Regions from separate parts of the Homo sapiens genome. Here regions 1, 3 and 4 are each linked to region 2. A link is a contact called in ENCODE Hi-C or POLR2A ChIA-PET data. All regions are on one chromosome and are shown on one strand. Each heading gives the region's core, a stretch centred on a gene start or an enhancer-like site at or near the end of the contact. The rest is flanking DNA. Distances are from core to core; before and after follow the strand shown. Region 1 overlaps INSR (insulin receptor). Region 2 holds the start of INSR (insulin receptor). Region 3 overlaps SAXO5 (stabilizer of axonemal microtubules 5). Region 4 holds the start of ZNF557 (zinc finger protein 557).

The links. A loop is a pair of places that touch in the nucleus more often than their neighbours do. ChIA-PET counts read pairs that join two places held with the same protein, here RNA polymerase II (POLR2A). Pooled maps may share reads with other maps.
Region 1: a loop to region 2 is called in a map of heart right ventricle, with 7 times the contacts of the local background. The contact joins the enhancer-like site here to the promoter of INSR in region 2. A Hi-C loop is called at or near these places in 47 of 168 maps with a recorded cell type or tissue (CD14-positive monocyte, Caco-2, GM12878 and 25 more), 33 of 37 single-sample maps with no recorded cell type and 38 of 50 pooled maps. POLR2A ChIA-PET finds 5 or more read pairs at or near these places in 11 of 52 experiments (A549, GM10248, GM12878 and 6 more).
Region 3: a loop to region 2 is called in a pooled map, with 2.6 times the contacts of the local background. The contact joins the enhancer-like site here to the promoter of INSR in region 2. A Hi-C loop is called at or near these places in 3 of 50 pooled maps. POLR2A ChIA-PET finds 5 or more read pairs at or near these places in 7 of 52 experiments (A673, Panc1, RWPE1 and 4 more).
Region 4: a loop to region 2 is called in a pooled map, with 7 times the contacts of the local background. The contact joins the promoter of ZNF557 here to the promoter of INSR in region 2. A Hi-C loop is called at or near these places in 1 of 37 single-sample maps with no recorded cell type and 8 of 50 pooled maps. POLR2A ChIA-PET finds 5 or more read pairs at or near these places in 2 of 52 experiments (GM10248 and naive thymus-derived CD8-positive, alpha-beta T cell).

What each region holds. Positions count from the first base shown.
Region 1 is chr19:7,157,120-7,162,782 of GRCh38, reverse strand. The region is part of intron 9 of INSR (insulin receptor); the gene reads left to right. Among named protein-coding and RNA genes, the nearest start is that of ZNF557, 90 kb to the right of the region's middle. Within about 2 kb of position 3,127, at least 18 of the 41 ENCODE cell types and tissues checked have a DNase peak (open chromatin) inside an H3K27ac peak, as active enhancers do; they include CD14-positive monocyte, ascending aorta, dorsolateral prefrontal cortex and 5 more, where a contact is called at or near this core.
Region 2 is chr19:7,289,919-7,295,709 of GRCh38, reverse strand. It overlaps INSR (insulin receptor), which reads left to right and starts at 1,296. Exons shown (of 22, transcript NM_000208.4): 1 at 1,296-1,918. The coding sequence starts at 1,819. RefSeq lists silencers at 715-894, 1,035-1,424, 1,445-1,724, 1,865-2,004, 2,055-2,114 and an enhancer at 2,096-2,854.
Region 3 is chr19:7,503,571-7,508,070 of GRCh38, reverse strand. SAXO5 (stabilizer of axonemal microtubules 5) reads right to left here. Exons shown (of 9, transcript NM_198534.3): 3 at 3,847-3,950; 4 at 3,660-3,760; 5 at 2,635-2,747; 6 at 2,445-2,554; 7 at 1,906-2,107; 8 at 930-1,015. Among named protein-coding and RNA genes, the nearest start is that of SAXO5, 8.3 kb to the right of the region's middle. RefSeq lists an enhancer at 1-128 and a silencer at 1,441-1,520. Within about 2 kb of position 1,435, at least 5 of the 41 ENCODE cell types and tissues checked have a DNase peak (open chromatin) inside an H3K27ac peak, as active enhancers do.
Region 4 is chr19:7,066,073-7,072,209 of GRCh38, reverse strand. ZNF557 (zinc finger protein 557) reads right to left here and starts at 2,507. Exons shown (of 8, transcript NM_024341.3): 1 at 2,437-2,507; 2 at 1,557-1,648.

The sequences.
Region 1 (5,663 bases), core at 1,878-4,377, 130 kb after region 2:
AATGACGCGACCTTGGCTCATCGCAACCTCCACCTCTCGGGTTCAAGTGATTCTCCTGCATCAGCCTCCCGAGTAGCTGGGATTACAGGCACGCGCCACCACGCCCGGCTAATTTGGTATTTTTAGTAGGGACGGGGTTTCTCCATGTTGGTCAGCCTGGTCTCAAACTCCCGACCTCAGGTGACCTCAGGTGATCCACCCACCTTGGCCTCCCAAAGTGCTGGGATTACAGGCATGAGCCACCACACCCGGCCTATTTTTTTTTTTTTTTTGAGACAGGGTCTTACTCTGTTGCCCAGGCTGGAGTGCAGTGGCATGATCTCTGCTCACTGCAACCTCCACCTCCCAGGCTCAAGCAATCCTCTTGCCTCAGCCTCATGAGTTGCTGGAACACCACAATTGTCTGCAGGTGTGCACCAGCATGCCCAGGTAATTTTTTTTTTTTTTTTTTTTTTTGAGACAGGGTCTCACTCTGTCACCCAGGCTGGAGTGCAGTGGCATGATCTCGGCTCATTGCAACTTCTGCCTCCCAGGCGCAAGCGATTCTCCTGCCTCAGGCTCCTGAGTAGCTGGGACTACAGGCGCCTGCCACCACACCCGGCTAATTTTTGTATTTTTAGTAGAGATGGGGTTTCACCATGTTGGCCAGGCTGGTCTTGAACTCCTGACCTCAAATGATCCACCCGCCTCGGCCTCCCAAAGTGCTGTGATTACAGGCATGAGCCACCACGCCTGGCCCTGGCTAATTTTTAAACTTCTTTTTGTAGAGATGGAGTCTCCTTATATTGCCCAGGCTGGTCTCAAACTCCTGGCTTCAAGCAATTCACCCCCCTCAGCCTCCCAAAGCGCTGGGATTACAGGCGTGAGCCACTATGACCGGCTCATACATACACATTTTTAAACATCGTAACACAAGCACGCACTGAAGACTTGTGTCAAAACCAGATTTTTCCCATGTCTTGGCACCATTTCCCTCTGGGATTTTCTCCTCTTGTCTCTCCTTCTTTCTCCCTCCCTGCCTTCCTTGTTCTCTTCATCCCTCCTCACACTGATGGGGATGCAGCTGTGTTAACCCACGCAAGACTTCTGTGCAAAGCTAGAAACACAACTAATGGTTATTGACAAAGTCAGGGAAGGATTTTGGCCCCACTGAGATCCTTTAGTTGTAAGGATCGAAGGCAGCAAGAATTGGTTATCTCATATCCCCCACCCCATACTTTCAATTAAAAATGTCTGCCAGGCTTGGCGCTCATGCCTGTAATCCCAGCACATTGGGAGGCCAAGGTGGGAGGATCACTGGAGGCCGGGAGTTTGAGACCAGCCTGGGCAACATAGCAAGATCCCATCTCTAAAAAAATTTAAAAAAATGGTGGTGTACACCTGTAGTCCCAGTTACTTGGGAGGCCCAGGCGGGAGGATCTCTTGAGCCCAGGAGTTCAAGTCTGCAGTGAGCTATGATTATTCCAGTGCACTCCAGCCTGGGTGACAGAGCGAGACCCTGTCTCTATATATATAAAAAAAATTATACAAAATTAAAAAAAAAAGGCATTAAGTGCATTCACAATGTTGTGCAATCATTTTATTGTATAAAAATTATAAATAAAATTTATAAATAATTATATAAATAATTTTATTATAAAACTTAATGACAAATTTTTCTTAATCTTGTTTACTTAATAGACCTCCATCCATCTGAAGGAAAATGGAATAATATTTAAAGTCTCAAACTAGTGTGTATACATTAGTTTAAAATTATTATTATTATTATTTTCTTTTTTTTTTTTTTTGACACGGAGTCTCACTCCGTCACCCAGGCTGGAGTGCAGTGGCTTGATCTTGGCTCACTGCAACCTCCGCCTGCTGGGTTCAAGCGATTCTTGTGCCTTAGCCTCCTGAATAGCTGGGATTACAGGTGCTGCCACTACACCGGCTAATTTTTGTATTTTTAGTAGAGACGGGGTTTCACCATGTTGGCCAGGGTGGTCTTGAATTCCTGACCTCAAATGATCCACCCGTCTCAGCCTCCCAAAGTGCTGGGATTACAGGCGTGAGCCACCGCGCCCAGCCTAAAATTATTTTAACATTGGGTTTTTTTAGAACCCACCAAACTGGAGAAGCATCTGTCACTTTTTTCTTTTTCTTTTTCTTCTTCTTTTTTAAGATGGGGTCTCACTCTGTTGTCCAGGCTGGAGTGCAGTGGCACAATCATAGCTCACTGCAGGCTTGAACTCCTGGGCTCAAACGATCTTCCCGCCTCAGCCTCCTGAGTAGCTGGACTACACAGGACTACAGGCCTGAGACACTATACCTGGCTAATTATTTAAAATAATTTTTTAGGCCGGGCACAGTGGCTCATGCCTGTAATCCCAGCACTTTGGGAGGCCGAGGCGGGTGGATCACCAGGGGTCAGGAGTTTGAGACCACCCTGGCCAATATGGCAAAACCCCGTCTCTACTCAAAATACAAAAATTAGCCAGGCGTGGGCCTGTAATCCCAGCTACTCAGGAGGCTGAGGCAGAAGAATCGCTTGAACCCGGGAGGTGGAGGTTGCAATGAGCCGAGCTTGCACCATTGCACTCCAGCCTGGGTAACAAAAGCAAAACTCCATCTAAGAAAAATAATAATAATAAAAATAATAATAATTTTTTAGAGGTGGGGATCTTGATATGTTGCCCAGGGTGGTCTCGAACTCCTGACCACAAGCGATCCTCCTGCCTCAGCCTCCCAAAGTGCTGGTATTACAGACCTGAGCCACTGCGCTGGGCCCATTTCCTTCTTTAGTTTTGGTTTCCTTGTGCATCTTGATGTATTTTTCTTGAGATATTTTCTGTTAGTGATATCCTCGGTCCATGACCCTGGAGGAGAAGGCCAGGGGGCCACTGGCGAGGTGTGGCTGAGGCCAGGAGCTCAACATTTGCTCTTGGCTCTGGCCCTGACCTGCTGAAGGGCTTTGGCTAAGTTCCCAAGCAAGTCACCGTCTGCCTCCTTTTTGGGAGAAGGGGCGGGAGGACAGATGATCTCTGGGAGCTGTCCCAGCTCTAAGCTCATATGCTATATGTATGTGTGTGACATCATCCCCGCCTGAGCCGAGGGTTGCAAACGTGATTTATCTGCTCTGATGCTTTATATAACTCCAGGGCGAGTCCAGTCATCAGCTCCGCTGTAAGCTGTTGGCCCTGCATTCAAGTAACCAGAACCACCCGTGAGAGCTGCCACCAGTAATGTCACTCGAAGCTTCCTTTTTTTTTTTTTTAATTCCGAAAGTCTAAATCTGTAATTACCAAGGGACCATTTAAACATGGTTTTATTTGTAATTGTCACAAAGTTAATATCATTAAAAGGAAACTCACTAAGGACAAATTCTGTGTGATTTCACTCCTAGGAGGTCCCTAGAGTCCTCAGATTCATAGAGACAGAAAGTAGAATGGGGAGTGCCAGGGACTGCGGAGGGGACGGGTTGAGGACAGAGTTTCAGTTTGGGAAGATGAGAAAGTTCCGGAGATGATGGTGGTGATGATTGCACAACATTGTGAATGCACTTAATACCACAGAACTGCACACTTAAAATGGTTGAGATTTACCGGGCACAGTGGCTCACGCCTGTAATCCCAGCACACTGGGAGGCCGAGGTGGGGTGGATCACTTTGAGGCCAGGAGTTCGAGACCAGCCTGGGCAACATGGTGAAACCCCGTCTCTACTAAAAATACAAAAATTAGTTGGGTGTGGTGGTGGGTGCCTGTAATCCCAGCTACTCAGGAGGCTGAGGCAGGAGAATCGCTTGAATCTGGGAGGCAGAGGTTGCAGTGAGCCGAGATCACGCCATTGCACTCCAGCCTGGCAACAGAGCAAGACTCCACCAAAAACAAAACAAAACAAAAATTGAGATGGTAAATTGGTATATTTTATGTGATGCTTATTTTTCCACAATTTCAAACACACACACACACAAATAAATAAGCTTACAAACCCTTCCTGTTAATATCACTAGTGTATATGTTGTTACCACGGTAAAATATACATCACATACAATTTATTATTATAACCATGTTTAAGAGCACAGTTGAGCTGCATTAAGTGCATTGCCGTGGTTGTGCGGCCATTACCACCATCATCTCCAGAACTTTCTCATCTTCTCAAACTGAAACTCTGTCCCCATGAAACACTCACTCCCCTTCTCCTTCCCCCAGCCCCAGCACCCACCATCCTCCTTTCTGTCTCTGTGAATCTGATTCTAGAGACTTCATTATGCTCATTTTTCTTTTCTTTTCTTTTTATTTTTTTGAGACGGAGTCTCGCTCTGTCACCCAGGCTGGAGTTCAGTGGCGTGATCTCGGCTCACTGCAAGCTCCGCCTCCCGGGTTCACGCCATTCTCCTGCGTCAGCCTCCCGAGTAGCTGGGACTACAGGCGCCCGCCACCACGCCCGGCTAATTTTTTGTATTTTTTAGTAGAGACGGGGTTTCACCATGTTAGCCAGGATGGTCTCGATCTCCTGACCTCGTGATCTGCCCACCTTGGCCTCCCAACGTGCTGGGATTACAGGCGTGAGTCACCGCGCCTGGCCCATTATGCTTCATTTTTCTAATCTCAGGAAAACCACAGTGTACCATGTTTCATGCAGTGGATTCTAGGAAGAGGTAGCAGGTATCAGGAATGATACCTGTGCCTGAACAAATATCCCTTCCTCTCCAAATAATAATAATAATAATAATAATAATAATAATAATAATAATAATACCAGGAGCTTCCCTTATTCAGGCAGTTCTACATTTTTTTTTCCATCTGTAATGCTGTAACTAGCTCCCATCAGAGTTAACCCAGGCAGGGTATTCTATGTCTATTTATAAACTTAAGAAGTATTTTCCAGTCTCTCATAGGCTTTTAAAGCTGTGTAAATACTTGGGTTTCCGAGTGGATACTCACCATTCACAGGAAGGTACTTGATACACGATTTAGAGCTTATTGTCTATCCTCGAGGCATTAAGGGGAGGAGAGAAAATGGAATTTCCTTTGCTCAGCAGTCACCAGGCACCAAGCAGAGTGGCAGCAGGGGAGGTGGCTCTCCAGGGACTGTTGCAGATTTTGCTTGTAAAGAGCTGTGTCCGTCCATCTCAGTGGCTGTACCAGAGGCATAACTGTGCTTGCACCGTGGGTCACAAGAACCCTGGGATTTGACTTCGGGGCTTAAGACATGACCAGCTGCGGTACTTAAGTATTGTAGGCTGGGTGCGATGGCTCATGCCTGTAATCCCAGCACTTTGGGAGGCCAAGGCGGGCAGATCGTTCGAGCTCAGGAGTTTGAGATCAGCCTGGCCAACACAGCAAAACTCTGTCTCTACCAAAAAAAAAAAAAAAAAATACAAAAATCGGCTGGGCGCAGTGGCTCACGCCTGTAATCCCAGCACTTTGGGAGGCCAAGGCGGGTGGATCACCTGAGGTCGGGAGATCAAGACCAGCCTGGCCAACATGGCAAAACCCCGTCTCTAATAAAAATACAAAAAAAATGCCAGGCGCAGTGGCTCAAGCCTATAATCCCAGCACTTTGGGAGGCTGAGGCGGGTGGACCACCTGAGGTCAGGAGTTCAGACCAGCCTGGCCAACATGGCCAAACCCCGTCTCTACTAAAAATACAAAATTAGCCGGGCATGGTGGTGCACGCCTGT
Region 2 (5,791 bases), core at 47-2,546:
ACTCCAGCCTGGGCAACAGAGAAAAACTCCATCTAAAAAAAAAAAAAAAAAAAAAAAAAAAAAAAAAAAAAAAAAAACAGAGAGAGAGAGAGAGAGAAGGAAACGGAACTGGGGGGAGGATTTGCAAAAATATGGTTAGGGATGGCACTTCAGAGATGAAGCCATCCTGGAGTGTTACGGGCAAGGGAAATGCTGGGGCAAAGGCCCAGAGGCAGGAATAGGTTTGGCCTGTTGCATGAACAGTGGGTCCAGCTCCTAGCAAACTGTTTATTGAATGAAAGAAGAATGAATGCCTTGGGTCTAGGGTTGTGCTGGGCGCTTTCTTAAGTTTTCTTTCCCGGGTACCTCCCCAGAACTGGCATGCAGGTATTATTAAACCCATTACACAAGTGAAACTGGCCCAGAGACAGAAAAGTCCCTGGTCCAAGACCACACAGGAGTGAGGGGTGGAGGAACCCTCCTCCCATTGAGTTCTGGCTTTCCTATACTGAAAGCCCCTTCCTCTCCTGCAGTAAGGTAGGTGGAACCGCTGTCCCGCCTTGTTGGTGAATGTCGTTGCTAGACTTCAGACACATACAGGCTGGTCTGCTGAAAATCAGAGATGTCCACCTGCGCCCTATTCGAGGTCTCCGGCGTCTTCTTTGGCGTCGTCTTTGCCCTTTCAGAAGCGTCTGCACATTTTTCCAGGTGTCATTTCTCCAACTTGAACACAGGGAGCGCACTGGGCACGCGGGCACGTGGCTGTCCCCAGGGGCCTGGCTTGGGTCTCGCCCCTGGGCCGGGGCGCACTCGCGGGCGGGACATCTGGGGGCGCCCACGCGCTCTGGGACGAGTGTCGCTGGCCAGGCCCGGACTGAGGAAAGGCGAGTGAGACACTACTCGCCTGGGGTGCAAAATTTAAGGGAGTGAAAAAAAAAAAAAAAGAAAGAAACCAAAACCACCTCGAGTCACCAAAATAAACATTTTAATGCAGTATTTTTTAAAAAATCAACAGGAATCCTCCAAAGCCCACTATGAACAAAATAGCAAAATGGTAGAGAAAGGATCTGTGCCGCTGCGTCGGGCCTGTGGGGCGCCTCCGGGGGTCTGAAACTGGAGGAGACTCGGGGCTGTAGGGCGCGCGGATCTGGGGCGCGCCCTCGGTCCCGGCGCGCCCAGGGCCTCCCGCGCGGGGCCCGGCACAGGGAGGCGGGGAGGCGGGCGGGGCGGGGCGGGGCCGGGCGGCACCTCCCTCCCCTGCAAGCTTTCCCTCCCTCTCCTGGGCCTCTCCCGGGCGCAGAGTCCCTTCCTAGGCCAGATCCGCGCCGCCTTTTCCCGCGGCCCGCACGGGGCCCAGCTGACGGGCCGCGTTGTTTACGGGCCCGAGCAGCCCTCTCTCCCGCCGCCCGCCCGCCACCCGCCAGCCCAGGTGCCCGCCCGCCAGTCAGCTAGTCCGTCGGTCCGCGCGTCCCTCTGTCCCGGAGCCCGCAGATCGCGACCCAGAGCGCGCGGGGCCGAGAGCCGAGAGACAGTCCCGGGCGCAGCGCGGAGCTCCGGGCCCCGAGATCCTGGGACGGGGCCCGGGCCGCAGCGGCCGGGGGGTCGGGGCCACCACCGCAAGGGCCTCCGCTCAGTATTTGTAGCTGGCGAAGCCGCGCGCGCCCTTCCCGGGGCTGCCTCTGGGCCCTCCCCGGCAGGGGGGCTGCGGCCCGCGGGTCGCGGGCGTGGAAGAGAAGGACGCGCGGCCCCCAGCGCCTCTTGGGTGGCCGCCTCGGAGCATGACCCCCGCGGGCCAGCGCCGCGCGCTCTGATCCGAGGAGACCCCGCGCTCCCGCAGCCATGGCCACCGGGGGCCGGCGGGGGGCGGCGGCCGCGCCGCTGCTGGTGGCGGTGGCCGCGCTGCTACTGGGCGCCGCGGGCCACCTGTACCCCGGAGAGGGTGAGTCTGGGGGCGCGGGCGTGGGCGGGGAGCGCCGCGATGGGGAGAGGACCCCACCCAAGCCAAAATCGAGCCCCCGCTTGTGGACTGAGAACCCTCCCCAGGGGCGGGGGGCGGTGGCCAGGACGGTAGCTCCTGCATCGCGTAGGGGGAGCGGGAAGCCTCTGACCTTGGCCTTTGCCCGCCCGGGCTCGCGCCTCCGCGCCCTGCGTGCCCGACCTGAGCCCGAGGAACCTTGCCCCGGTGCCCGCCCCGCCGCGGGCTCCTCTCTGGAGCGCGCCTCCGACCCGTGCCCCGGCCCCTCCGAGCCCAAGTCGCTCCGGAGACACGACACGCGTCATCTTTGGGTCGCGGCCGGGAAGTGGGGTCACTGGGTCTGGACAGCCCCGAACAGCCAAGTCCCCCGAGCGCATATGGTGTAGGTAGAGCCAAGCGCCCTGAGTGCCTCACCGGTGGGTGACGCTGCCTGGGGTCAGGGACTGCAGAGCCCCCCTCTACCCAACTACCTTGGATCTAGGCCCGTGGCCACCCCGGACTCTAGGTCCATGTTTACCCTTTTGGGTTCTGTTTCCAGATGTCCGGAGGCAAATTCTAAAGCCTTAGCAACAGCAGCAATTGTAGCAGAAGTAGTGGCGGTTTTTTACCCTATTTATTGTAATTGGTATCACCGCACGCCACAGCCTAGTCTATCTTATCTCTCTGGACTGTCACAGTGGCCCCCGGAGGCAGATACAGTTATGCACCCATTTCACAGAGGAGTAAACTGAGGCTCATGTAGGACGCATAACTCCCTTGCCCTAAAGTCAGTGCCAGAGCCAGGACTTGAGCCTCTGTGTGTCCCGTTCTGCCCAAGAATCTGGACTACTGTCCCTTGTCTGCTGTCTCCTTGACCCCTCCTCTCCCCTCAGCCCTGCGCTTCATGAAGGAGCCTTTGACCTTGAGTGAGCCTTTCGTTCCCCCTGACCCCATGGGCCCCTCTCCCACGTGTGGGCAGCATCTTCCTTGGGCTTGACAATAGGCACCTTTGGGGTTGTAAGATGAAGATGGCGCAATCATTTAAGGAATATAGCCTGGGTTTCCCACTGTGGGGTCTGAGGCCCTGCTTTAAAAATATCTGTTGGGTTACTGTTTCAGATTTCTCCATAAAAGGAAATCAGTCGTGATGAGGAAGGGGTCAGGGAGGGAAGGAATTGAAGCTCTTAAATGTATTGATGGGGAAACGGGTGCATGTAAAATCAGGTGCTAGAGTGGACCAACCGGGTTTGCTGAGTCGACTCTGTCAATCACATAATGTCTAAAAGCCCCGGGCCCACCCCCCCCCAGCCCCGCCCCCAGGTGCCTGGGAGACAGTAGGTGCTCAATGAAGGGTGGCGGTTAGTTGGAGTTCTTGTTAAGAAAATCTGGCCAGCTGCGGTGGCTCAAGCCTGTAATCTCAGCATTTTGGGAGGCTGAGGCGGGCGGATCACGAGGTCAGGAGATGGAGACCATCCTGGCCAACATGGTGAAACTCCCTTCTCTGCTCAAAATACAAAAATTACCTGGGTTTGGTGGCGTTCGCCTGTAGTCCCAGCTACTTGGGAGGCTGAGGCGGGACAATTGCTTGAACCCGGGAGGAGGAGGTTGCTGTGAGCTCAGATGGCACCACTGCACTCCAGCCTGGCCAAAGAGCGAGACTTTGTCTCAAAAAAATAAAAAAAAAGGCGGGGCGTGGTGGCTCACGCTTGTAATCCCAGCACTTTGGGAGGCCGAGGCGGGTGGATCACCAGTTCAGGAGATCACGACCATCCTGGCTAACACGGTAAAACCCTGTCTCTACTGAAAAATAGAAAAAATTAGCCGGGCGTGGTGGCGGGCGCCTGTAGTCCCAGCTATTCCGGAGGCTGAGGCAGGAGAATGGCGTAAACCCGGGAGGCGGAGCTTGCAGTGAGCCAAGATCGTGCCACTGGGCGACAGAGCGAGACTCTGTCTCAAAAATAAATAAATAAATAAAAAGAAAATCCAAGATGAGTGGTTTCGAACTATGCCAGATTCTATGTGTGCGTGTGTGTGGTTCCCTGTTCTTCTGTTCCTTGTAGCTTTGGTAATTAATTGTGGATCTGTGCCTGGGCTTTCAGGGTCAGTAAATGGATTTACCATTTCTTTGCACATTTATGGCTTCCATATGGGCAGGGGTTTATGGTTTGTTGTTGTTCACCGTTGCATTTCTAGAGCCCAGAACGATGCCTGGCACATAGTAGGTGTTCAGTAAATATTTGTTCTGCAGTGGGGCACAAGTGGTGGAGTTCCTGGGTGTACTGGGCTCCTTTATCATCTTAAGGAGTTCCTTATTCTCTGCATAATACCTTCCTAAGAATTAGAAGAGCAAGCTCTCAGCAGGTGCTGTTCTATGCGCTTTGCATATATAATCTCAGTTAATCCTCACGGCAAAACCCCACGAGGTGCGGTTTAATCTTCCCTTTTCACAAGTGAGAAAACTTCGCTTGAGGCCAGCAGGCAGCAGGGCTGGGATTGCAATCTAGCTAGTGTGGCTGCAGAGCAATGGTTTCTTAACAAATCTTTGTTCTTTTGAGTCCGAGCCTCCGTACCCCCCACGATTGGGGTGATGGTGAACAAAATCCTGTCAAATAAATGGGCTGTGATGCCTCTTGAAGGCTTGGGGAGGGGCAAAGAACTTTTCAGATCATTAATCTCTAATGTCAACCAATATGGCTTTTTTTTTTTTGAGACGGAGTCTTGCTCTGTCACCCAGGCTGGAGTGCAGTGGCACGATCTCAGCTCACTGCAACCTCCACCTCCCAGGTTCAAGGGATTCTCCTGCCTCAGCCTCCCCAGTAGCTGGGATTACAGGCGTGTTCCACAACACCGGCTTATTTTTTGTATTTTTAGTAGAGACAGGGCTTTGCTGTGTTAGCCAGGATGGTCTCGACCTCCTGATCTTGTGATCCACCCGCCTCGGCCTCCCAAAGTGTTGGGATTACAGGAGTGAGCCACCGTACCTGGCCTTTTTTTTTTTCTTTTTTTTTTTTGAGACAGGGTGTCACTCTGTCACCCGGGCTGGAGTGCAGTGACACGATCTTTGCGACCTCCGCCTTTCAGGTTCAAGTGCATCTCCTGCCTCAGCCTCCTGAGTAGCTGGGATTACAGTCGTGTATCACCACCCTTGGCTAATTTTTGTATTTTTAGTAGAGATGGGATTTCGCCATATTGGTTAGGCTGGTCTCAAACTTCTGACCTCAAGTGATCTGCCTGCCTCGGCCTTCCAAAGACCTGGGATTATAGGTGTGAGCCATCACTCCGGGCCCAATATGGCATTTTGATTGGGATGAAGGGTGGAGGAAAATCAGTGTGATTTTTGTATCTATCTCTCTAGCTATCTATTATTTTTTGAGATGAGGTCTTGCTCTGTTGCTTAGGCTGGAGTGCAGTTGGGCAATGATGGCTCACTGCAGCCTCGACCTCCTGGACGCAAGCCATCCTCCTATTTTAGCCTCCGTAGTAGCTGGGACCACAGGCACACGCCACCCTGCCTGGCTAATTTTTACTTTAATGTGTAGAGCTGAAGTCTTGCTATTTTGTCCAGGCTGGTCTCAAACTCCTGGCCTCAAGCGATCTGCCTGCCTTGGCCTCCCGAAGTGCTGGGATCACAGGCATGAGCCACGGTGTCTGGCCTCTGCAGTTATTCTTATTCTTTGCTTCTCTCCTGGAGACCTGCTTCTTGCCCTTCCCCATTCATGCATAGAGACCACAGGGTGTGGGCTGAGTCCCCAGGGCTCCCCACCTCACCCCACTCTACCCTTGACTTCCATTCCTCTTTGGTTTAAGCAGAACTCTCAATCTTGGCACTGCTGACATTTGGGGCTGGATCATTCCTGG
Region 3 (4,500 bases), core at 186-2,685, 210 kb before region 2:
CAGTGTCTGACCAAGGAGGATGGTTAAGACTGGGTAAGAGAGGATAGGGAAAGGGGCGAGGCTATGGCCAGAAGGGTGGAGTTATGCAGGGGCGGGGCTTGGCCACGAAGGGGCGGGATTGTCCAGGGGCGGAGTTGGGGTTCTGGTCAATTTGGGGTGGGATTTAGCCCTTCAGAAGGTGAAGCCTGGGGTAAGGTGGGGCCGCCTAGGGACAGAGCCAGAGCATCAAAGGCTGGGGAGGTTGAACTCTGGGGAGAGGTGGGCAAAAAGGGCCCCAGGCTGGGCTGAATGAGGAGCTGGATAAGAAGATGGAGAGAAACCAGGGGTGTCCCTGGAAGGACTCCAGGGCTGGGGTGATCCTGGGTGGCTCTGAATTAACCCTCGTCTTGGGTATAACAGTGGTGGTGGTGCAAAGATGCCCCTGAGCTGACCTTGACATGACCCTGGGGGGTGAGCTAGAGATGACCTCTATTTTTTTTTTTCCTTTTTTTGAGGCAGAGTCTTGCTCTGTTGCCCAGCCCAGAGTGCAATGGTGCGATCTTGGCTCACTGAAACCTCTGCCTCCCTGGTTCAAGCAATTCTGTCTCAGCCTCCCTAGTAGCTGGGATTACAGGCATGCGCCACCATGCCTGACTAATTTTTGTATTTTTAGTAGAGACGGGGTTTCACCATGTTGGCCAGGCTGGTCTCGAACTCCTGACTTCAGGTGATCCGCCTGCTTCGGCCTCCCAAAGCGCTGGGATTACAAGCGTGAACCACTGCACCCGGCCAAGCTAGGGATGATCTTCAGGCTGAAGGGATATTAAGATGCCCCCGAGCCTGGGTGATCACTAACTCTGAGACAGGGTGACAGCATAGTCGTCCTGAGATAACTCTACACCAATGTGGGGGTTGCCTAATGATGGGTGGCTCCCCTCCGCCTCCCTTACCCGCTGTAGCATCTCTTCAGTCACCGGGGCCGGAGGTGTTCTGTGTGGCTTCAGCATCTTCTGGTTCATGGTTAAAAAATCGAATTCTGGAGATTCAGGTTGGGGAGGCTGAGTGAGGGCTGTGGGCCGAGGCGGGGCTGAGGGTGTGGTGAAGTTCAAGGGAAGGGTTCAAGAGCCAAGCCCAGGCCAGCGCTGAAGTTGACCAGGGGAGAAAAATGGATTAGGAGAGGGGGGAGGGAGGAGCCAAAGAAGGAGGGAGAAGCCAGAGGAAGGGGGAGGAGCTGGGAAAGAGGGAGGAGCTGGGAAAGAGGTAGGCGCTGGGGAAGAGGGAGGAGGTGGGGGAGGAGGAAGGAGCCAGGGGAGGAGAGAGGAGCTGGGGAAGAGGGAGGAACTGGGAAAGAGGGAGGAGCTGGGACAAAGGAAGGAGCCAGAGAAAGGGGGAGGAGCTTGGGAAGAGGGAGGAGCTGGAGGAGGACGGAGGAGCTAGGGGAGGAACCCAGAGCTAGGGCATAGGGCTAAGAAGGTCAGGGGCGGGGCCGGGCCAGATGAGTCTGTGGGCAGGGCCAGGCAGGGCAGGCTAGCGGGTCAGGGGCGGAGCCAGAGTCTGACAATGGAAGAGGAGTTAAGACTGGATAAGAGAGGATGGAGAAGGGGCAGGGCCGTGTCCAGAAGGATGGAGTTATGAAGGGGAGAGGCATGGCCATGAAGGGGCGGGATTATCCAGGAGCAGAGTTGGGGTTCTGGTCAATTGGGGGTGGGATTTAGCCTTTCAGGGGATGAAGCCGGGGGAGGGGAGGGCTGGTTAGGGGCGGGGCCAGAGCAGTGGCAAGGGCGAGGCTTCCAGGGCTGGGCTTCCCGGGACGGGGCTCCGTGGGGGCGGGGCTCCATGGGGAGGGGCTCCATGGGGGCGGGGCTTTCGGGGGTGGGGCTTCCCGGGGCGGGGCTCCATGGGGCGGGGCTTCCCGGGAGCGCTCACCGCCCGTGCCCCGCGGCAGGTAGCTTTGCTGCAAGTGGAGGTTGGGCGCTTTCTGCACCTGTCTCCACTCTGAAGGGCAGTAGTCCGAGCCCATGGTGGTCTTGAAGAAGCGTTTGAGTAGCTTTGGCTCCCCTAGGGTCACATGACTCTGCAATTTCTCATGAGGCACGTGGCGGCTGGGTGGCTGGGTCGGGGGTGGCGGCTGTAGGACCACATGGCATTTGAAAGCTCCGGCGTCCGAGAGGTCCCCGGGCCCGGGGGGGAGGGAGGAGGTGGGCTCTGTGTGACCTTGGACAGCTCCCTCACCCCTTCTGGGCCCCACCTGGTAGCACTGGGAGTTGGTACTCTTATCTCATTTTACAGAAGGAGCCACGGAGGAGGATCGGAGTGGTTAAGTGACTCGCCCTAGATCACTCAAGTACATCCAGGAGATTCCTGCATACATATCAAGCTCACTCCCACTTTGGGACTTCTGCACCTGCTATTTGCTCTGTCTGGGAAGCCCTTTTCCCTGCCGCCTTTTCGCTCTTCCTGCTCACCTGGCCGTAGAAGTACTGCATGAAGGTGTCCAGACTGCCGGGGCCGGGGCACCAATTTCCTTTCAGGATGTGCGACTCCGGAGTCTGATCGTGGTGAAGAACAAAAGGCTCTGCCAGAAGCGGAACAGGTGCAGAGCTGCCCTGGGAGGCTGCGGTGGGAGGCGGGACGGGGCGGGCCTCAGGCTCTCACCTGGCTCCCTGGCATAGAAGTGCTCGGCCTTGGTGGTCCTGTCGCGGAAGAGGCCGTCACCAGGACGGATATTTACACAGTGGATGTGGGCTGTGGCCTGGGCCTTGTCATACCTGTACGTAGTGTATTATTCCATCAAGAATAAGGTAAAGTGGGCTGGGCATGGTGGCCCACCCCTGTAATCTCAGCACTTTGGGAGGCTGAGGTGGGTGGATCACCTGAGGTCAGGCTTTTGAGAACAGATTGGCAAAAATGGTGAAACCCCATCTCTACTAAAAATACAAAATTAGCCGGGCATGGTGGCACATGCCTGTAATTCCAGCTACTCGGTAGGCTGAGGCAGGAGAATTGCTTGAACCCGGGAGGCGGAGGTTGCAGTGAGCTGAGATTGTGCCACTGCACTCAAGCCTGGGCAACAGAGCGAGACTACGTCTCAAAAAAAAAAAAAGAAAAAAAAAAAGAAGAAGAAGAAGCTAAAGTGGATCCATCTGGGGCCTTGCAACCCCCAGAAAGAGGGAGGGGAGCAGGGTTTCCTAATGACCAAGCTGTGGGGCTCTGATAATGAGAGATCTGGCACAATAGTGCACCTTGGCTACCAGTGACAGAGACCTCAGAGGCAGAGTATGGGCCCTAAAGCCCTAAGGGGCAAATACCACATGCTACTGAAAGCCAGTTGTCCCATCTGGGTGGGAAGGCAGTGCCCCCTCGTCCCCCACTTTTTTTTTTTTTTTGAGATGGAGTCTTGCTCTGTCGAACAGGCTGGAGTGCAGTGGTGCAATCTTGGCTCACTGCAGCCTCCGCCTCCCGGGTTCAGGCGATTCTCCTGCCTCAGCCTCCGGAGTAACTGGGATTACAGGCGCCCACCACCACACCCGGCTAATTGTTGTATTTTTAGTAGAGACAGGGTTTCACCATATTGGCCAGGCTGGTCTCGAGCTCCTGACCTCATGATCTGTCTGCCTCAGCCTCCCAAAGTGCTGGGATTACAGGCATGAGCCACCGTGCCCGCAGTGGCCCCTTTATACCTATCTTCAGGCAGATCCTGGGGCCTGTAGGCCTGTTTCTGCTCCGAACACGTTGATCCATAGCTGATCTTGCAGTCTCCCAGCTCCACTCCGGAGGAGGCCTGTGGGCAGACAGGGATAGGAAGGCCCAAACCACCCAGCCCCCAATTCTGCCCCCGCCTGCAGCCCCAACACAGCCTCAATTTACCCTCTTACACCTCAAGGCAGGTGGGCCTGGCAGGGCCTGGAACTGTCTTTGGTAGGAAGTCCCATCTTGTCTCGTGTAGTCCCACTTGAGGGTGTTGGGGCCCCCTTAGGATAGGCAAGGGGGATGGGGGGAGAGAGAGAGAGATTGAGATTCCCTGCCATCTCAAGCCCTCTGGAAGGAATTCTATTTCTTGCCTGGGAAGGGGAGCTGGGCCATTCTGAACAGTGTAGACTGAGAGCTGTCTGGCAAACACCAAAAGATAAAAATAAAAATAAAATAAATTATACTAAAAGCCAGGTGCAATGGCCCATGCCTGTAATCCCAGCTATTCAGGTGGCTGAAGTGCAAAGATGGGCTTGAGCCCATCTTGAGCTGGAGACCAGCTTGGGCAACATAGTAAGACCCTCATCTCTAAAAAATAATGATAAATTTAAAAATACAGCCAGGTGTGGTGGCTCATGCCTGTAATCCCAGCACTTTGAGAGGCCAAGGCAGGTGGATCACCTGAGGTCAGGAGTTCAAGACCAGCCTGATCAATACGGTGAAACCCCATCCCTACCAAAAATATAAAAATTAGCCGGGTGTGTTGGCATGTGCCTGTAGTCCCAGCTACTCAGGAGACTGAGACAGGAGAATAATTTGAACTTGGGAGGT
Region 4 (6,137 bases), core at 1,258-3,757, 220 kb after region 2:
TCAGGCGATCTGCCCACCTCAGCCTCCCAAAGTGGTGGGATTACAGGTGTGAGCCACTGTGCCTGGCTGTATTTTTTTTTTTTTTTTTTTTTTTGAGACGGAGTCTCGCTCTGTCACCCAGGCTGGAGTGCACTGGCATGATCTCGGCTCACTGCAAGCTCCACCTCCCGGGTTTATGCCATTCCCTTGCCTCAGCCTCCCGAGTAGCTGGGACTACAGGCGCCTGCCACCACGCCCGGGTAATCTTTTTTTTTTTTTTTGTATTTTTAGTACAGACGGGGTTTCACCACGTTAGCCAGGATGGTCTCGATCTCCTGACCTCGTGATCTGCCTGCCTTGGCCTCCCGAAGTGCTGGGATTACAGGCGTGAGCCACCATGCCCAGCTTTTTTTTTTTTTTTTTTTTTTTTTGAGATGCAGTCTTGCTCTGTTGCCCAGGCTGAAGTGCAGCGGTGCCATCTTGGCTCACTGCAGTCTCCGCCTCCCAGGCTCAAGAGAGTCACCACACCCAGCTAATTTATATATTTTTAGTACAGACGGGGTTTCACCCTGTTGGCCAGGCTGGTCTTGAACTCCTGACCTCAGGTGATCCACCTACCTCGGCCTCCCAAAGTTCTGGGATTACAGACAGGCTTGAGCCACTGCTCCTGGCCACAAATTATCTTTTACAATAGCCGTTCTGGCTTCATTGCAATGGACAGATGGGAAGAGACTAGAACAATGCCGCCCAGCAGGGCTTTCTGGGATGATGGAAATGATCTTAATCTTTGCTGTTCAATAGGGGCATTAACCACATGTCGCTGTCAAGCACTTGAAATGTGGTTAGTGCGACTGAGAAGCTGAATTTAAAATTTTATGGAATCTTAATTGGTCTACATTTAAATTAAAACAACCGCATGGACCAGCAGCTACCTTATTATACAGCATAAGTCTACAGGCTGGCAGGCCTGTTAGGAAAAGAAAAAAATAAAAGAAAAATTGAGATGTCTTGGAAGGTTGAAAAAAAAACTTTTAAATAGTGTTTACATGTTTTGTGTACTGATTTGCATATAGCTGTATTTACTGACTTATTTTGACACACATTATCACACACCCCTTAGTATCCTTCTCTTGAATATAAGGCATCAAACAAATAATTTTTAAGATACCCTCACTCGTGGCTCACACCTGTAATCCCAGCACTTTAGGAGGCCGAGGTGGGTGGATCACCTGAAGTCAGGAGTTCGAGACCAGCCTGGCCAACATGGCAACACCCCATCTTTACTAAAAATACAAAAATTAGCTGGGCGTGGTGGTGCACCCTTGTCATTCCAGCTACTTGGGAGGCTGAGGCAGGAGAACTGCTTGAACCTGGGAGGCAGATGTTGCAATGAGCTGAGATCGCACCACTGCACTCCAGGCTGGGCAACGGAGTGAGACTCTGTCTCAAAAAAAAAAAAAAAAATACCCTCACTGTTAGTGAGTCCTTGTGTTTACAACCTGAACACAGGAAAAATCCATTCACAGGTTTTCTACACAGTGGAGTCTTGCAACTTGCAGGTTCTACACGGTACCTACCTGATCATACAGAAGTCCACGGATCAGTGAGGATAGGTGAAACTTGAGGCTGGTTTCAACACAAATCTGAGCTTGAATTATACTTTTTTCGTCTAAATAAAAAGGGCACAAAAATCGCTTATGAGGCCTTTTGTAGGGAGTAATATGTACGTATAGTAAAATGTATTTACTGAGACTAATACAGTTGTTGCATAGAAAGACCACCCCATTCACTTAAAAAAAATTGATTTAAAGAATAAGAACCCAGGCTACTGGCTGTGCCTGAATTCACCAGATTCCTATCCAGCCATCTGGTCCCTAAAATGGGACAAGAAGCTTAAAGCTGTTTTCATCTGACTTGCTTAACTCATTTGGCTGGAGATTGTATGGTGACTCCAGATGCTTTAAATTCGTCACTTTAGGCCTTATAAGTGGACTCGGCTGAATTCTAAATAATTTCTACAGTGTATTCAGGACTGCAGAGATTTTAATGCCCTCCAGCAGGGTTTCCCAACCTGGGCACTAATGACATTTGGGGCTGGATGAGTCTTTGCTGGCGGCGGCTGCTTTACGCGCTGCAGGATGCTGAGCTGCTAGCATCCCTGGCCTCCACCCTCTAGATTACAGTAGTAGCACAGTCCCTCCTACCCTCCATTTTGTGACATCCCAAACCGTCTCCAACTATAGCCAAAAGTCCCCTGGGGCGCAGAATCGCCCCGGGTGAGGGCGACAGGGTGAGGACGACAGAGTGAGGATGACAGGGGCGCGGGGCCCGGACACCGGAGGAAACAGCAGCTTCGGGCTTAACTGAGCGCACAGCCCGAGGCCTCAGGGGCGGAAACCCGGCTCCCGGGAGGGACGCAGGCCCGCGGCTGGGGCCCCTCTCTGGACTCGGACTCACGGAATGAAGCACCTCTCGCGGAGACCGAAAGATTCTCCCAGACGCTGCAAGCGCGGCTCTTCTCACAAGACACAAGCGCGCTTCCGCTTCCGGTCTCCGGCTAGCCACACTGCACCTCCGCTTCCGGCTCCAGCTGGTCCCAGCCCAAAATGCGGCGTGTCAGGACCCCCGGGTTCAGGCTGCAGGTGCAGCAGCCGCGCACCCCAGCCTCCGGCTGAGGTGTTCTAGTTTGCTTAGTTATTAATAGAACCAGGTTGGGCCCTGGCTAGGGACAGCCGCGGAGGCAGGGTCGTCCTGGCGCGGGTCTGTGGCAGGGTTGGGGGCGGAACTAGCTCTTGAGCGGGGCTGTGGGCGGTACCAGGCCTGGAGGCGGGCCTGAGTGTTGACGGGGACCAGTTCCGGGGGCGGGGACCAACTCTGGAGCGGGGCTGTGGGCGGTACCAGGCCTGGAGGCAGGGCTGAGTGTGGGTGGAGATCAGCTCCGGGGGTGGGGAGAAGTTCTGGGGCGGGACCGTGGGCGGTACCAGGCATGGGGGCGGGGCTGTCAGGACAGAGACTAAGTTCCGGGGCGAGGTTGTGGGCGGGCATTAGGTTTGATGGGCGGATCTTGCTGTGGGTTAATACCAGGTTTGGTGGGCGAGTATGTGGACAAGATAAGGCAGTGGTGGGGCATGGAATGGGGTTGAGCTAGTAGGCTGAGAGGACAAGACTTGGTGGAGGTCAGTTTTTGGGTGTAGGGCTTTTTGTGGATTTTAAAACTGTTCAGGTAGCAGGATGCAAAATGAACTCTTTAAAGTTTTCTTCAGTCATTTCTCCACATTCACCGCCTGTTAAAATGATATAGCCACACATTTAGGGCGTGTGTGTGTGTGTGTGTGTGTGTGGCTTTTCGTTTGTTTGTTTTGAGACAGGGTCTCACTCTGTGGCCCAGGCTGGAGTGCAGTGGTGCAATCATAGCTCACTGCAGCCTCGACCTCCTGAGCTCAAGCCATCCTTCCACCCGGGCCTCCCACACTACCAAGCCTGACTATTTTTGTATTTGTTTGTAGAGAGGAGGTCTGTGTTGCCCAGGATGGTCTAGAACTCATGGCCTCAAGTCATACCCCACTTCGGCCTCCCAAAGTGCTGAGATTACAGGTGTGAGCCACACCACACCCAGCCTTTTTGTGTGATTTTGAGCTTCCTAATTTCTTTCAAAAATGGGATCATGTATGCATATTTCTCCCATCCAGAGGGGGACGAGGGGAGGGAGGACTAGGGAGGGATGTCTCCAAGTGAAAGCCAAAGCTGATTAATTGTCTAGTGCACATCTGGATCTACTGAAAAGAGAACTACATTTCTGGTGGAGAAAATAGGTGTTGGATTCATAGGAAGAAATAAAAAAGGAAATTTTAAAATTTAAGAGATCAAAAGAAAAAATGAGAAAAAATTATTAATGACATACTACTTGTTACATGTCTGGCTAAGGTTTAGATGCTACAAATGGTAAATATTGATGTCATAAAATGATAAACATTGAATTTTGATTTATCCAGATTCCTTAAATGATTATGTTTGGTGAGGAAAATTAGTTTTACAGTACGTAAGAGTTATGTGCTAATTGTTTCGGAGAAGAAAGTAATTCAATATAGTTTAAAGCTGATAAATGAAAAAGCAGTATAAATACCTAACTTACAAATATGTAATTACTATCAGAAAAAAAAAAAAGTTGCTTCTAGGAGCCAGGCTACAGGGTGAGGAAGGGAGCTTTTCGTTGTGAAAATTAAGATGTTATTTGAGATCTATGTGTGAACACATACAGCCTGAATTTGTATGCAAAAGGAATCGCTAAACTCTAGGGAAAAAATGTGAATATGATTCACTTTACAACAATGGAATGTATTTGAAGACTCTGGAATTCAAGAATTAAAAGGAAAAAAAACCAAAAACCCTATGGCCATCCTAGTGGACAAATGAATGGGACATTACTTTCCAACCTGCCTGGTAATAAACAGTTTTACATACATTATCCCTAAATATTTTCACAGAGACCTATAAGGAAGGTGTTACTATCTATCACTATTTATAGATGAGGAAACATATGGTGATCTGTGTGCTAAATTTTTCATATTTCATTGTGGGCAACAAGCCATCCAGGTGCCGAGGCAAGAGACCGAGGGCATGAGCTGTTCCAGTATAATAAAATATATAAAATAAGAATAGTTATACTAGATACAGATCATAGATATGATTATATGTGAATAGCATTAATCATTAGTTTGTAGCAATTACTCTTTATTCCAATATTATAATAATCCTAACTCTACAATCATAACCTAGGAAAAACCAGGCCATACAGAGATAGGAGCTGAGGGGACATAGTAAGAAGTGACCAGAAGACGAGTGCGAGCCTTCTGTTATACCCGGACAGGGCCACTAGAGGCCTCCTTGGTCTAGCGGTAACGCCAGCGGCTGGGAAGACGCCTGTTGCCAAGCGGACCTTGGTCTAGCGGTAGTGTCAGTATCAAGGAAGAACACCCGCTACTTAGCAGACGGGGCAAGGGAGTCTCCCTTTCCCCAGGGGAGTTTAGAGAAGACTCTACTCCTCCACCTCTTGTGGAGGGCCTGACATCAATCAGGCTCGCCTGCAGTTATCTGGAGGCCTAACGGTCTCCCTGTGATGCTGTGCTTCAGTGGTCACACTCCTGGTCCTCTTTCATGTTCCATCCTGTACACCTGGCTCTGCCTTCTAGATAGCAGTGGCAAAATTAGTGAAAGTACTAAAAGTCTCCGATATGCAGAAATAATGGCGTAAACTGTCTCTCTCTCTCCCTCTCTCTCTCTGCCTCGGCTGCCAGGCAGGGAAGGGCCCCCTGTCCAGTGGACACGTGACCCACGTGACCTTACCTATCATTGGAGATGGCTCACACTCCTTACCCTGCTCCTTTTTCTTATATCCAATAAATATCAGCACAGCCTGGCATTCAGGGCCTCTACCAGTCTCTGCATCTTGGTGGTAGTGGTCCCCCAGTCCCAGCTGTCTTTTCTTTTATCTCTTTGTCTTTATTTCTACAATCTCTTGTCTCCACACACAGGGAGAAAAACCCACTGACCCTGTGGGGTTGGCCCCTACATTTCATAGTTCTTAATGTTGTTTTATTTAAAAGTTTTTAATTAGATTTTTAAAATTAATAAAATAATATATGCTCATTCTCACAAATATGGAGTATGTAAAACACAATTCAAAACTCCCTTTCCCGGGTGTGGTGGCTCATGCCTGTAATCACAGCACTTTGGGAGGCAGAGGTGGGTGGATCACTTGAGGTCAGGAGCTCGAAACCAGCCTGGCCAACATGATGAAACCCTGTCTCTACTAAAATTACAAAACAAATTAGCCGGGTGTGGTGCCTGTAATCTCAGCTACTCGGGAGGCTCAGGCAGGAGAATTGCTTGAACCTGGGAGGCAGAGGTTGCAGTGAGCCGAGATCACGCCATTGCACTCCAGACTGGGCAACAAGAGTGAAACTCCATCTCAAAAAAAAAAATTAAAGTAAAAAATAAGATAAAACTCCCTTTCCCTTCTCTAATTTGACTTTGAGGTGACCATTACTATAGTCCTTGCTCTACAAAAAATTAAACTTAAGACATGTAATAATATAATTTACTACATAAATACTAGAAAAAGCATTTTATCACAATATATATTCCTATATTGAGAGTTT